2 separate regions of the Homo sapiens genome follow, and region 1 is linked to region 2. Evidence: read pairs that join two places in POLR2A ChIA-PET (ENCODE). Cell type or tissue: HCT116. All regions are shown on one strand. Each heading gives the region's core, and the rest is flanking DNA. Links, peaks and the distances in the headings are about the cores only.

The links. Peaks named below come from ENCODE experiments on the same cell type or tissue, not always from the same donor. Only the 100,000 strongest peaks of a DNase experiment are listed, where the experiment ranks them.
Region 1: POLR2A ChIA-PET joins it to region 2 with 5 read pairs; 4 of 35 experiments call an interaction of 5 or more read pairs at or near these places.

The regions. Positions count from the first base shown.
Region 1 is chr11:63,807,383-63,810,287 of GRCh38, reverse strand. No RefSeq gene overlaps it. Among named protein-coding and RNA genes, the nearest start is that of SPINDOC, 4.6 kb to the left of the region's middle. In HCT116, for the core only: no CTCF peak of the experiment used is centred there; no DNase peak of the experiment used is centred there.
Region 2 is chr11:63,887,174-63,890,078 of GRCh38, reverse strand. All of the region lies in intron 1 of MARK2 (microtubule affinity regulating kinase 2), which reads right to left. Among named protein-coding and RNA genes, the nearest start is that of RCOR2, 29 kb to the left of the region's middle. RefSeq lists an enhancer at 1,453-1,562. In HCT116, for the core only: no CTCF peak of the experiment used is centred there; a DNase peak (open chromatin) is centred at 1,571; H3K27ac peaks cover 886 bases.

The DNA of each region.
Region 1 (2,905 bases), core at 309-2,808, 80 kb after region 2:
TTTTTTAAAAAAAGAATTTTTTTTTTTTTAGAGATGGGGTTTCACCATGTTGTCCAGGCTGGACTCAAGCAATCCACCTGCCTCAGCCTCCCAAAGTGCTGGAAAGTAGGTGTGCGCTACTGTGCCCGGCCTGACTTCACCTTTTTTGGAGCAATTGCTATTTCTCTTTAGCAAAAATTACTGTAGTCCAGGCTGGGCGTGGTGGCTTACACCTGTAATCTCAGCACTTTGGGAGGCCAAGGCGGGCTGATCACTTGAACCCGGGAGGCAGAGGTTGTAGTGAGTCGAGATTGCGCCACCGCAATCCAGCCTGGGTGACAGAGCGAGACTCCATCTCCAAAAAAAAAAAAAAAAAAGATACCCAGTTTCTGAACTGCCCCTGTTTCTTGACAGCATTCAATCCTGAACCAGTTCCATTTCCCTAATTCTTCCATAGAACTATGGGAACGAGGCCAAATTTAAGGAGTTTCCTGAGGGTGCCTTGAGGGTTTCCCTGGGATGTATTCTCCTTCACTGCAGCAAATTAAACCTAATTTTGGTTACAAGTGTGTTCCTGGTGGTCCTTGGTCACAGGGCTTTGACAACCCCAACCAATTTATTTTGCCTACATTTTCATGTATATGAAGAGTGATATATCATGAAAACCTATGTTAAAATATCAACAAATCTAGGGCCAGGTGCAGTGGCTCACACCTATAATCCCAGCACTTTGGGAGGTCAAGGCGGGAGGCCAGGAGTTCGCAACCAGCCTGGCTAACATGTCCAAACCCAGTTGCTACAAAAAATACAAAAATTAGCTGGATGGCTGGGCGTGGTGGCGCACGCCTGTAATCCCAGCACTTTGGGAAGTCAAGGCGGTTGGATCACCTGAGATTCGGAGTTCGAGACCAGCGTGGCCAACATGGTGAAACCCTGTCTCTACTAAAAATGCAAATAATTAGTCGGGTGTGATGGCGGGCACCTGTAATCCCAGCTACTCAGGAGGCAGAGGCAGGAGAATCGCCTGAACCCAGGAGGCGCAGGTTGCAGTGAGCTGAGATTGTGCCATTGTACTGCAGCCTGGGCAACAAGAGGGAAACTCCATCTCAAAAAAAAAAAAAAAAAAAAAATTGCCAGGCACAGTGGCTCATGTCTCTAATCCCAGCACTTTGAGAGGCCGAGGCAGGGGAATCACCTGAGGTCAGCAGTTCGAGACCGTCCTGGCTAACATGGTGAAACCCCATCTCTATTAAAAGTACAAAAAATCAGTCGGGTCTGGTGGTGGGCCCCTGTAATCCCAGCTACTCAGGAGGCTGAGGCAGGAGAATCACTTGAACCCAGGAGGTGGAGCTTGCAGTGAGCTGAGATTGGGCCATTGCACTCCAGGCTGAGCAACAAGAGCAAAACTCTGTCTCAAAAAAAAAAAAGGCCGGGCGTGGTGGCTCATGCTTGTAATCCCAGCACTTTGGGAGGCCGAGGTGGGTGGATCATGAGATCAGGAGATCGAGACCATCCTGGCTAACATGGTGAAACCCCATCTCTACTAAAAATACAAAAAATTAGCTGGGCGTGGTGTCAGGCGCCTGTAGTCCCAGCTACTTGGGAGGCTGAGGCAGGAGAATGGCATGAACCTGGGAGGTGGAGCTTGCAGTGAGCCGATCTCACGCCACTGCACTCCAGCCTGGGCGACAGAGTGAGACTCCGTCTCAAAAAAAAAAAAAAAAAAATTAGCTTGGTGTGGTGGAGTGCCCCTGTAATCCCAGCTACCTTGATGTCTGAGGCATGAGAATCGCTTGAATCTGGGAGTTGGAGGTTGCAGTGATCTGTGATTGTGCTACTGCACTCCTGCCTCGGCACTCCTGCCTCGGTGACAGGGCAAGACTCTGTCTCAAAAAAAAAAAAGAAAAAAAATCTGCAAGTCTAAAAGAGCTCTTTTTTTTGTTGTTGTTGGGACAGAGTCTCACTCTGTCTCCCAGGCTGGAGTACAGTGGCACGATCTCGGCTCACTGCAACCTCCATCTCCCAGGTTTCAGTGACTCTCCCATCTCAGCCTCCTGAGTACCTGTGATTACAGGCGTCCGCCATCACACCCGGCTAATTTTTTGTATTTTTAGTAGAGATGGGGTTTCACCATGTTGGCCAAGCTAATCTCGAACTCCTGATCTCAAGTGATCCGACTGCCTTGGTCTCCCAAAGTGCTGGGATTACAGGCATGAGCCACTGCACCGGCCTAAAAGAGCTCTTTTAATTTTTTTTTTTTTTTTTTTGAGACAGAGTCTTGCTCTGTTGCCCAGGCTGGAGTGCAGTGGCGCTATCTTGGCTCACTGCAACTTCCACCTCCCGGGTTCAAGCGATTCTCCTGTCTCAGCCTCCTGAGTAGCTGGGATTACAGGCATGTGCCACCATGCTCAGCTAATTTTTGTATTTTTAGTACAGACGAGGTTTCATCATGTTGGCCAGGCTGGTCTTGAACTCCTGACTTCAAGTGATCTACCCACCTCGGCCTCCCACAGTGATGGGATTACAGGCATGAGCCACCGAGTCTGGCCAAAAGAGCTCTTTTAATAAACGTAAAATAAAATTCCAAGTGATAAGAGATCATTGTCATAGTTTGGCAGTATTTTTTTCTTTGGGGATACATAAAATAATGGTTCATCTTGCAAACCATGATGTCCTAGATTTAATGAAATGTGGCTAGTTGCTAAGGCAGGACCCAACCCTAGCTCTATCCCCTGTCCTTGCTCTTAAACACTGCAATGCTTAGATGAAGAAACCAAATCAAACAACATGAAAGTCACAGAAGCGAATTGGTCGGCCTGCAAAGCCAGGCCTTCTGCCTTGCATACCTGCTCTGCTGAGCAAACCTTCTCTGCGCTGAGCTCTGAGGGAAGACTCCAGACCATCTTCAGTGGAGTTATTAGGAATT
Region 2 (2,905 bases), core at 309-2,808:
CTAATATGGAGAGAGAGTTTCTCTTTTTTGGTTCTGGCTGCACCATTCAGCTTGGCCCTGGGTCTCACCAACAGGATGGCAGGCTGAGGATTAGCTGCCCTGCTGGGCCAACTCAATAGGACCTGGCAAAAGCCACGCTCTCCCCTCTACCACCATCCTCCCTGCTTATAGTAAGACGTGGCACACCAGGCACTCCCAAAGCTCTGGCCTATATCATACTCTAGACAGGCCCTAAAGGATGGAGGAGGTCTGTCAAGAGTAGACCCTATGGCTCTCAAGTAGCCTTTAGAAAGAATAAGGGGTCACCCTGCAAGGCAGTTATTTGGAACCAAAAGGCAAACCAAGTAGTTACTAAGCAGGCCTGATTCAGAAGTAGGGCTGAAACAGCTTTGGGGTCTGCTACTGAGAGGAAGAGAGAAGGCAGGACATGGAGGAGAAAATAAAAAGATAGTTTTGCATCCACTGGGCCTGTCAGGCCCCTTCCGCCTGGGATCTCAGACTCGGCCTAGGTGTGTTGTCAGGCTTGCCCGGAAGACAGCCTCCACCCCGAGAGGCCTGGCGCTGACTCAGGTAGGCAGGGCCCCTGCCCTAATGCTGGAGGCTCCTACCAACAGTTGTCCCATGGAGAAGCTCATGCTTTGGGGCTCTGCATTCAGGGCTGGCTTCAAGTGTCCTTTGGCTTCCCGAGGGCTGAGAAGGAGCCAAACCAGGAGGGGTGATATTCCCTGGCCAGAAGCAGAGTAAGCCAGGCACTATAGAGTTGGGGGAGAAAAGTGTCCCTTGGGCACCAGTCCTGGGCAATGGCCCCAGATCCTAGGCTCCCCCTCACTGTAGCACGGGAGCATCCTCTCTGAGGCCTCAGGCCTCTGCCTCCCACCAGCCCCTCCTCGCCCACTTGTCAAGCTGCTTGTTCTCAGGGGAGACCCTTCTGGTATGTGCCCCCTCTTCCTTTCCTAGTCAATGCCTCTTCCACATCTGGACACCCTTCCCATGAATATTACTATGCTGGACTCAGGCAGGGCGCCCCTTAGCAACTCTCTAAAGATCCTATGTTTGAGATGAGAGGAAAGAAAGAGGAGGAGGCAATCCTAGAGTAAAAAGGGGGACAACATACCCGACTGGAGAAAGGGAAAAGGACTACCAGCGACTTCCATTCAGCAGAGCCCACAGCAGAACCTGTCAGGCAGCGAGGGCAAAGTACAGAGGCCGGGAAGAGCCAGGCCTAGGGCGGGGGCTGCCGGCTCAGCCAGCCACCCTTACTCAGCCAGAGCAGGCGACACCTTCCACCACCTCCTCAGTGAAAAGTAGCTAAGCAGCCAGGCCGAGCGGTTCCTGCCTGGGAACCTGGACGGTGTCGCAACCGAAACCACCACTAGCAGAGAGACTGGGTTTGGCAAGGAGAGCAACAGGGACAAAGCCCCGCTGGCTTCTCAAGGGCCAGAGCCTGGTGGTCAGGAAGCGCGTGCAATTCCAGGACAGCACACCAGAAGCAAGGTGGGAGGGAAGGGGCAGGAGGGGAATAGGGCAGGAAGGGAGACAGAGAAAGAGGCGGGTTTAGATCAACTTCCTTCTCCCCTCCCCCTCCCCCCCTCCCCGGAAGTGGGCAGCCCCACCCTCCCCAAGGTGCTTTGCTGGGTAACAGCTGGCGAGAGGTCGAGGAGACTCACTGCAGCCACGGCTGTCATAAAACCCTAGCTCACCTGTGGCAGGTGGGACCTGGGTAGGGGCAGATGACTTTAACAAAGCCTCCAATAGGGCTGGGGAGGAACATGTGTGACTCAGATGTGCTGACCCAGAGTGGCGGCCCTGCCAAAGACCAGCAAACCACCCCCTCAAGAACGAAGTGGGGAGGAGGGTAAGCAGAAACCAGCAAGCTGACAGTGGCGGACGGACCTCCTACTTCCTAAAAAAGCAGTGCTTAACCTTGGAAACATGCACATTCCACTTAGACACAAAATATTTTGAGCATAATTTCAGGGAGTTTGGGGACTCTGTAAAGCCCCCTATGAGGTGTATGTTTTCTAGATTAAGAGCCTTTATCACTGATAGAGCATTCTATCAATGAAAAAATCATATTTAATCCTAGATTTTGCCCAAAAGCTAGAAACAATCCAAATGTCCCTTTTAAGTTCCTTCCAGCCCTGCTTCTGAACGTTCATCCCTAGGTTCTCACTCACCTCCAAGTTTCCAGTCACCAATCCCCTGCCTTACCTTCAAAACAACACTGCTTTCTCAAGGAATTCCAAAGGCCTGGGATTCCTCACACCTTCCTCCTGCTAAGCCCCCACTATCTGGGCACATGGTGAGCACAGGGCAAGCTGGCTGTCTCTCATCTGGAGAAGACTCCCCTTCTAGACCAACGACCCCTGTCTATGTGCTGGTTGCAGCCTTGCCTCTGGTTCTCAGAACAATTTCTCATTCATCCCCTATTCTAGGCTAGGCTCCCTCTCATTAAGGAACTCCGTGACCTTCTCACGTTGGTAGCCATTAACCCTCTAGGGAAGGGCAAAGCTTCCTCTGTGCTCTCACAGCACTTAAGCATATATTCCTGCAAGACCATGCTACTCAGGAGTGGCCAAGAAATGTTTGCCTTACACATGAGCCCTGGCCAACGGATTCAGCATTTCTGATGCTACTGTATGTCCAGCGCTTACACTTTGTTTTCTCCAAACACAGACCTATAGGGTAGGTAGTCTCCCTGTTTTCCATTGAGAAATTGGCATTCAGAGGTTATGAGACTTGCCCAAAATCTCACAGCTTCTCAGTACAGAGCTGGGGCCGGAGCCCAGAGCTTTTGTCACCATTTCAGCACTCTGCTGTTCTTGACAGTCCCCCTTACCAGTTTCTCATCAACCCTTCTTGATGCCTAATCGTGCTCTCATTTCCCCCAAAAGATAAGCCCCTG